Linked DNA regions of Homo sapiens: region 1 is linked to region 2. The links are chromatin contacts, found by Hi-C or POLR2A ChIA-PET in ENCODE. All regions are on one chromosome and are shown on one strand. Each heading gives the region's core, a stretch centred on a gene start or an enhancer-like site at or near the end of the contact. The rest is flanking DNA. Distances are from core to core; before and after follow the strand shown.

Region 1 (3,994 bases), core at 1,366-3,865, 600 kb after region 2:
CCTAGAAGAGAAGACAGAAGACAAGAGGCCGTGTGACGACAGAGGCACAGATTGGCATGATGCAGCCACAAGCCAAGGAGTGCCTGGGGCCACCAGAATCTTGAAAAGGCAGGATGGAGCCTCTCCTAGAGCCTGCAGAGGTTGCACAGCCCCACTGACACCTAGAACCTGGAGGGAGCATGGCCCCCGGGACACCTAGAACCTGGAGGGAGCATGGCCCCACTGACACCTAGAACCTGGAGGGAGCATGGCCCCCGGGACACCTAGAACCTGGAGGGAGCATGGCCCCCGGGACACCTAGAACCTGGAGGGAGCATGGCCCCCGGGACACCTAGAACCTGGAGGGAGCATGGCCCCCGGGACACCTAGAACCTGGAGGGAGCACGGCCCCACTGACACCTAGAACCTGGAGGGAGCACAGCCTGCCAACATCTAGAACCTCCAGAGGCAGCACAGCCCTGCCAACACCTAGAGCTTCCAGAGGGAGCACAGCCCTGCTGACACCTTGGTTTCAGGCTCGCGGCCTCCAGGGCTGCTGCTGGAAGGCGCTGGCCTGTGGTTCTTTGTTGGGCAACTCCGGTGGCCAGCTGGTGGCAGGCAGTCCTGTGCCCTTGGCGCTGTGCCCCCCAAGCCCACCACAACAGGCACTTGGAATGGCTTTGGGATGAATGGGCACACAATGGAATGAATAGGGCTTGGATGAGAAACTGAGGCAAGAGTTCTCCTGGTTTCTTCCACCCTTTGTTCCCGTTCATGCCAGCATGGGTTTTGCAATGCCCTGCACCCCGGCTCGGAGCTGGGAGACCCTGGACCCTGGGCCTGGCACACTGGGGCCCTCTGAAAATGTGGTTTTGACCCCCAGGCTCAATTCAGGGCTCTTTGGGAAGCAAAGTCCCCAGAGGGACCCTGGCAGGGTGGGAAGTCAGGAAGCACTTGTGTGGAACCTCAGACCCAGTTCCCTCTGACCACCATGGGGCCCAGCTTCAGACACCCTTGAGTGGGGACAGGGGGCTCAGGCACAGGGTGGGGCACCTTTCCGGCAGGGAGATGCAGGTTCAAATCCTGAAGGTCCCCCACACCCACCCTGGGAAACCCAGCTCCCATGACCCCGGCTCCCAGGCCTGCATGTCCAACAGCTGCCTCCCTGTCTCCAAAGAAGGCACCTGGCCCGAGTACCCCAAAACCAAGACCTGTGGGCCTCCATCCCTAGGTGTCCTCCCTCTGCAGAAAAACCCACTGCTTGCCAGAGGCTACAGCCAGCACCTGACAGGCAGCGCCTCCCACCACCCCTTGCACAGGCAGGTGGCTCCACATGTGGGACAACCCACTGCACATGTGTGACATTCTTAAGATCCCAGCACTATACACGCCATGGGATGTAAAACACCCTTCTCAACGTGCAACAAACACGGCCGAAACCGTCACCGAAAGCACTGCGCCTGTCTGCTGCTGGGGAATCACTCCGTGGTTAGCACCCATCATTTCGAGAAGAAAGAGTCAATTGTGATGTTCTGTTACCATCCCAGTCATTTCCAGGGATTTCTGAGAAGCGGCATGTGCCTGGTGTCCCTCTGTCCATCTGCCCATCTGTCCATCCGCCCACCAGCACCTGCTGAGGGCCTGCGGCCCTGCATGCATGGCCCAGGCTGCCAAATCAGTTCTGTCACCATGGGGCGGCAAGGCACAAGGAGGAGCAAGTGCGCGTGAGACGCCCAACAGGAGAGATGCCTGCACTTCAAGGAGCTTTCTCGCCTGGTGCTGGAAAGGACCCAAAGTACTCAGTGCCGCAGCAGCACATCGCAAGTGCGCAGTGAATCTGAGTGAAATCCACGCACGCCTGAAGGCTTCCGGAGAAGGCATCGCAGGTCCAGCCATGGGAGGCTGGGGGGAGCGGGAGCTGTGGCACTGCAGCCAAGCACTTACATGTGCCACACACCTGTGGGGCGGGCGGGGGATGCTGCTGATGCTCGAGCAGGGCAAGGTCTGTGATGTGTGTGTCCTCATGTGTATGCGTGTGGGGTGCCCATGCACATACATGTGGGGGTGCGCAGGTGCTTAGGGGTGTACAGGCGTGCATGTGTTCATGTGTGTGCACATGTATGTGTGCATGCTCATGATGTATGTACCAGTGTATGTATGTGCAGTGTGTGTCTGCATTACGATAAATAAAGCTAAGCAAAAATACATCTGCAGGAGGGCAAGGACCGAGATAAATCATTCTGAACTCCAAACAGGTGGAGGGTAAGATGTAAACAGATTTTTCCTGTTGTTTAAATGTACTTCGTTTTCATTATACTGCTGTTTGCGTGCAATGAATGCAAGTGCACTGAGGTGAGGAAAAAGGAAGGCAGACACTCCTTCCTCCGGCTACCCCACAGACACCCACACCATGAGAAACTAGGGCACCCCTGCAGATGGGAGGCAGCGGTGAGGTCGCCTCCAGGCTCGGCCAAGGGTACAGGAAGGGCAGAACCTGACCAGGCCATTTCCAGCCAGACTCTGCTTCCTGTGGGGAGCTCCTGCCCCTTCAGGTCCTAAACCTTCAATCACCCAGATTCTGGGGACCCCACAGGGAGCAACATAGTCATGCCACCCTCCACAAGCCCAGCCAGGGAGTGTGGCCCCATACCCGATGCCAAGGCGAGGCTCCTGGCTGCGGAAGCTGAGTCGGAAGCACGGTCCCCACACTCCTCCTTACTCCCCGCCCACGCTCCTCCCCACTCCCCACACTCCTCCCCACCCCCCTGCTTCTCCCCACTCTCCCCATACTCCCCACTCCCCCTGCCATGCTGCCCCAACTCTCCCCATGCTCCTCAGTCCCTCCAATGCCCCCCAAGCTCCTCCCCATTCCCCACATGCTCCTCCCCACTCCCCACGGTCCTCCCCACCTCCTTTCTCCCCACTCCCCCCATGATCCTCCCCACACCCCCACTCCTCCCCCCTCCCCACCACGCTCCTCCAACTATCCCCACTCACCCCATGCTGCTCCCCATTCCCCCCAAAGCTCCTCCCCACTCCCCCACACTCCCCCCACGCTGCTTCCCACTCCCCCCACGCTGCTTCCCACTCCCCCCAACGCCCCCCCCACGTTCCTCCCCACCCCCCCACTTGCACTCCACTCCCACTCCTACTCCTCCCCACTCCTCCCCACAGCTCTGGCCTCCCCCAGCCCGAGGGGAGCCCTCTAAACCCTCCAGCTCAGGCTGCTCCGTGAAGCTCAGTTCCTGCCGCTTCCGCTCAGCACAAAGGCACGGCCCCTGCTGGAGGCCCCCGCTCCGGGGAGCTCTCAGACGGGCAGCCAGCACCTCACTGCCCATCTGCTCCTTCCCTGCTTACTCGCAGAGTCAAGACCTGGAGCCCACGGGGCCAGGAGGCACAAAGCACAGCTTCCCAGGTGACGCTGGACAAGTCGCTGACCCTCCTGGAGCCTCAGTTTCCCCAACCCAGTGGCTCTGAATGAATTCCCTGGATTCCTGAGAAGGAGGGAGCTTCCTCACTGGTTCACAGGGAGAGAGGGAGGGAAGGGGGTTCTGACAATTAAAAACAGGTCTGCAAGTCAGGAACTCGATGATCTCCAGAGGTGCCATGATCCCCTCGTCTACCCAGCCTCCCCTGGGCCCTGCAGCCCCTCCCTACCCTGTGACCCTCAGCCCAAGCCCCTGGGGAGGGTCTCTGGTTCTCAGCTGTGGGGTTGGGCCCAGCGGGTCTGGGGGCCTGGTGGGGAAAGGGTGTCTAGGGTACTCTGTCTTTCTACCTTTCTGAGTTGTTTCTTCTTTTGCTTTGTTTTGTTTCGTTTTGTTTTTTTTCCAACGAGTAGACATTACTTTTAGAATTTCTTAAAAAGTTATCTCAGCTTTGGGTTGGGTTAGGGAGGAGGGAGTCCTGGGAATGTATAAAAAGCACGCAGCCAGTTAGTTCCTGAGAAGTCAGAAAATGCGAAGATCAACTGAGAAGCTGTACTTTCTGGAAATTCCAGGCGAACCAGCACCAGGCC
Region 2 (4,104 bases), core at 6-2,505:
ATGTATTCCACTGCACTAAGATGCACCATTCATCCATTCAAAATGCATTTAATAAGCAGCTACAGTTGGCCGGGCACGGTGGCTCACGCCTGTAATCCCAGCACTTTGGGAGGCCAAGGCGGGCGGATCACGAGATCAGGAGTTCGAGACCAGCCTGACCAACATGCAGAAACCCCATCTCTACAAAAAAATGCAAAAATTAGCTGAGCACGATGGTGCTTCTGTAATCCCAGCTACTCGGGAGGCTGAGGCAGGAGAATCGCTTGAACCTGGGAGGAGGTGGTTGCTGTAAGCCGAGATTGCGCCACTGCACTCCAGCCTGGGCAACAAGAGCGAAACTGTCTCAAAAAATAAAAAATAAGCAGCTACAGTTACTAAGTAGCTTAGTCAGGCACTAGTGGTTGTTGTGTTATGTAGAAAAATATATCAATTCAGTAATGGCTCACAGAGCTCTCTTAACAGCTTTCCATTTTTACAACTCATCGTAAATGTAAAGAGGGAAGAATGTACACAGAAAGTGCCTTTAAGCTCTCAGAGGATGAGTTCCATCCGCTGAAAAGCACCAGGGGCCTTGCGGATACTATTTTTTTTTTTTTTTTTATAAAAAGGCAGGCCTGGGGCAGGCTTGCACAGCACTCTACACACGGCAAAACAGCCCTGTGCTGCACACTGAGAGGAACACGTAAGCCGCGGTGGTTAGATACGCTTTACTTTCAGAGCCCTGGGCTTTCAGCCTGGGCTGGCCACCCATTAGCTGGATGGGACGTTCGGAAGTAACTCTCGAGCCTTCTCTGTAACAGGGGAACGACCAAGGAGCTACCTCTCGCGTTGTGAGGACAAAGCGCTCGCTACATGCCCGGCACACGACCACAATTCCACTGAAAGCATTTTAATACGGAACTTGTCACTCCCAGGGAGCCTCCGCTCAGCCGGCAGTTGGTTCATTTCAATCCCCACGACAACCCTTCAAAGTGCAGGGCAGACAGCAGGTGGCTCTGCCCAGGCGCCTGGATCACAGCCCGGCCTGCAGCCCTCACCTGGGCGCGGGGAGACCCTGAGGACGCTCCTCCAGGCGGCGCTGGCCGGGGCCTGCGGACACGGACGGGCGGGCTGAGCTCCGGGACCCCTCCCCGCGCCCCGCACCCCGCACCCCGCACCCGGCGCTCACCCGTCCCAGCCCCGCCGCCCGCAGCCCCAGCTGCAACGCAGCCACCGCCGCCATCGCACCCGGCCCCGCGGGCGCTTCCGGGACGCAGGAAGCATCTGCATCCGGGGCGCCGCTGAGTCCCGCCCAGAGCCCCGCCCCCGGCTCCAGGTTCTGCGAGCGGCTTCCGCCGGGCTGCTCCGCGGGCGCGTCGGCCATGAGCGAGTTGCCGGGCGACGTGCGGGCGTTTCTGCGGGAGCACCCGAGCCTGCGGCTCCAGACGGACGCCCGCAAGGTTCGCAGCGCGGGAGGGGAACGGAGTGGCGGAGAAGGGCGCAGTTGGGATGAGGGGCTGAGGGGAGGGCAGGGGAGAGGAGAGGGCAGGGGAGAGGGGAGAGGGGAGAGCAGGAGAGAGGGGAGGGCAGGGGAGAGGGCGCGGCGGGATCAGGGGAGGAGAGGGAAGGGGGCGCGGCAGGAGGGGGCACCAGGGAGCGGAGCCCTGGCCCTCCTGACGTCCTGCCCGCCCACGCGTCCGCAGGTGAGGTGCATCCTGACAGGTCACGAGCTGCCCTGCCGCCTGCCGGAGCTCCAGGTCTACACCCGCGGCAAAAAGTACCAGCGGCTGGTCCGCGCCTCCCCGGCCTTCGACTATGCAGAGTTCGAGCCGCACATCGTGCCCAGCACCAAGAACCCGTAGGTGGTCCGCGGCGGCGCGGGGAGGCCCAGGGCAATTAGGACAGCCCCTCCGCTGGACTCCGCCAGTGCTGCAGCCCCTACTCTTTCAGAGTTGGGAGCCCTGGGACCCAGGTGGGCGCCCGGGTGCTGGAATCACCTGCGGTCCCAGCGGCGAGGCCTCTTGGTGAGCTCGTTTGCTCACCTGAGGTTTGTCCTGTGGGGTGTGGCTGCTTCCCAGATGAGTAGAGGCTTGTGATTTGTCACCTGAGGTTGTGAACAGCGTTGGGTTCTTCCCTTAACCCCAGAAGGGGTCTTTGATTTAGCTGGGAGCTAGGCTTTGTAATAATCGTCAAAACAGAGATAGGATGTTTCCATTCATTGAGCCCTTGCTCCAGGTGGAGCCATCCTCTTGCATGAACTCATCCTGGAGCAGTCAGTGAGGCTGCCATGCGTGCTTTTCCGGTAAACATTAAGAGGCTGCAGTCGGCCTGGGTCAGACGGTTCCCCACCCAGCTTCAGAGTGGAATTGCTCCGGGAGCCTTTAAAAGCCCGATGTCCAAGCCGCATGGTAGACTGTCCAGGGATGAGTCCAAGACACAGCCACCAGTCTGAATCCTTGCTGTGAACTGTCCCTACAAATTTGGTCTCTCTGCTCTGTAGGCACCAGTTGTTCTGCAAACTCACCCTGCGGCACATCAACAAGTGCCCAGAACACGTGCTGAGGCACACCCAGGGCCGGCGGTACCAGCGAGCTCTGTGTAAATGTAAGTCCCAGTGGACCCCCATCAGTGCATCGCCATCTGAGTGCATGCCCGCCTTGCCCCAGATGGAGCGTGCTTGAAGGCAGGTCGTCCTTCAGCGATCCGTGTTGATGCATCAGGCCTGTTTTTTGGCACAGTGAAGAGAGGGATGATGGCCCCTGACCCCACAGCTTTTAGTGCAGGCAGGCACAGAGCCAGAAGCAGGCTCGGGAGTGAGTGAGTGTGCGTGGCAATGCGAGGTGTGAAAGAAACTGGGCGAGGGATGTGGGGTGGGCTTGCGGAGACAGGAGGGCTGGGGAGACTCGCTGAGGGATTCGCTCGAGGCTGAGGCTGGAGGGATGTGGTGGCAGTGGGGTCGGGGGAACAGCACCCCAGGGAGAAGCCAGGGTCCATGGAAGTCTGAGGCAAAAATGTGTTGGCTGAGGTAGGCTCCAAAGGACTGGCTGGGCTAGTGTGCACAGCCCGGATGACCCAGAGACCAGGCCAGGAGCACTGCAGTGGGTGTGTGGAGAGGGTTGGGTGGGGGCTGCATGGACAGTGTGCATGGTTGAGAAGGGAGGACTCCTTGACTGCGGTCATCCAGGAAAAGACGGTGGGTTTTGGGGGGAGAATTCAGAGTCCCTTTGAAGGTTTTAAGCTTGAGCTGTATTAGGAAAGGTGTGTATTAGGGAAGTATCGGGCTTTTGAAACAGGGACACCCGTGCTGGATGAAGGAGATGGTTGCACCGTGGATCTGGGTGAGCACCCGGCGAGAGTTTAGAGAAGGGAGAGAGGCCTGGTCCTGAGCCCCAGGAAGAGGCTGGAAGTCCTCCCGTGGTACTGAAGGGAAGATGAGGACAGAAAAATGATAGATTTGATAACACAGAGGCCCCTGGCAACCTTGGTGAGGCACCTGAAGCTTGGCAGGGACACCTGGCTAGAGTGGAGCGTAGGCTGCAGCCCATGAGGGCAGTGTCCGGCCTTAGGCAGGTGCTGGGTCACCAGAAAGCCTTTCTGGAGTCCAGCTAAGGAGGGAAATGGACAGAGGCTGGAGCGGACAGATTCAGGTTGGTTTGCGGATGGGAAGATGCGTCTACGGGCTTCTGATGAGTGCGGAGAGGCAGTCCAGCCCTCCCGAAGCATGAGTGTGGATTGAGAAGGCAGGACCAGGGTTTCTCAAGTAGAAGGCGGGCACCTTGCAGAGGCCTTGCAGGCACAAGGGCTGCCAGCCTGAGGCTTGGACTTTTTCCAGCCAGTGTGTTAGCTGCTCAGGGGTGGGCAGGAAGGCTCTAAGTGCAGGGGGCCACGGGGTTCCCATGAAGAATGGTTATGATGGTGGACTGTGGAGCTGAGATGGGACTGGGGCGCCGAGGTCACTGCAAGGCAGTGGTCCAGGGAAGTCCAAACGTGGCTGTAAGGGGGCTCTGCCTTCACGTTCTGGTGGTGACAAGGCTGCTGCATGGCCATGGGGGTGGGTGGCAGAGACAAGGAGGGAAACAGCCCTGGAGATGGGCCGCCACATCAATGGCCAGGGCCCAGCAGGGC

The links. A loop is a pair of places that touch in the nucleus more often than their neighbours do. ChIA-PET counts read pairs that join two places held with the same protein, here RNA polymerase II (POLR2A). Pooled maps may share reads with other maps.
Region 1: a loop to region 2 is called in a pooled map, with 3 times the contacts of the local background. The contact joins the enhancer-like site here to the promoter of SURF1 in region 2. A Hi-C loop is called at or near these places in 2 of 50 pooled maps. POLR2A ChIA-PET finds 5 or more read pairs at or near these places in 3 of 52 experiments (AG04450, OCI-LY7 and PC-9).

Annotation. Positions count from the first base shown.
Region 1 is chr9:133,952,681-133,956,674 of GRCh38, forward strand. The region is part of intron 1 of VAV2 (vav guanine nucleotide exchange factor 2); the gene reads right to left. Among named protein-coding and RNA genes, the nearest start is that of VAV2, 38 kb to the right of the region's middle. RefSeq lists an enhancer at 1,522-1,811. Within about 2 kb of position 2,616, at least 22 of the 41 ENCODE cell types and tissues checked have a DNase peak (open chromatin) inside an H3K27ac peak, as active enhancers do; they include OCI-LY7, where a contact is called at or near this core.
Region 2 is chr9:133,355,232-133,359,335 of GRCh38, forward strand. It overlaps SURF1 (SURF1 cytochrome c oxidase assembly factor), which reads right to left and starts at 1,256. Exons shown (of 9, transcript NM_003172.4): 1 at 1,169-1,256; 2 at 1,038-1,089. The coding sequence starts at 1,222. SURF2 (surfeit 2) reads left to right here and starts at 1,319. Exons shown (of 6, transcript NM_017503.5): 1 at 1,319-1,439; 2 at 1,683-1,837; 3 at 2,480-2,583. The coding sequence starts at 1,362. RefSeq lists silencers at 1,058-1,177, 1,418-1,487.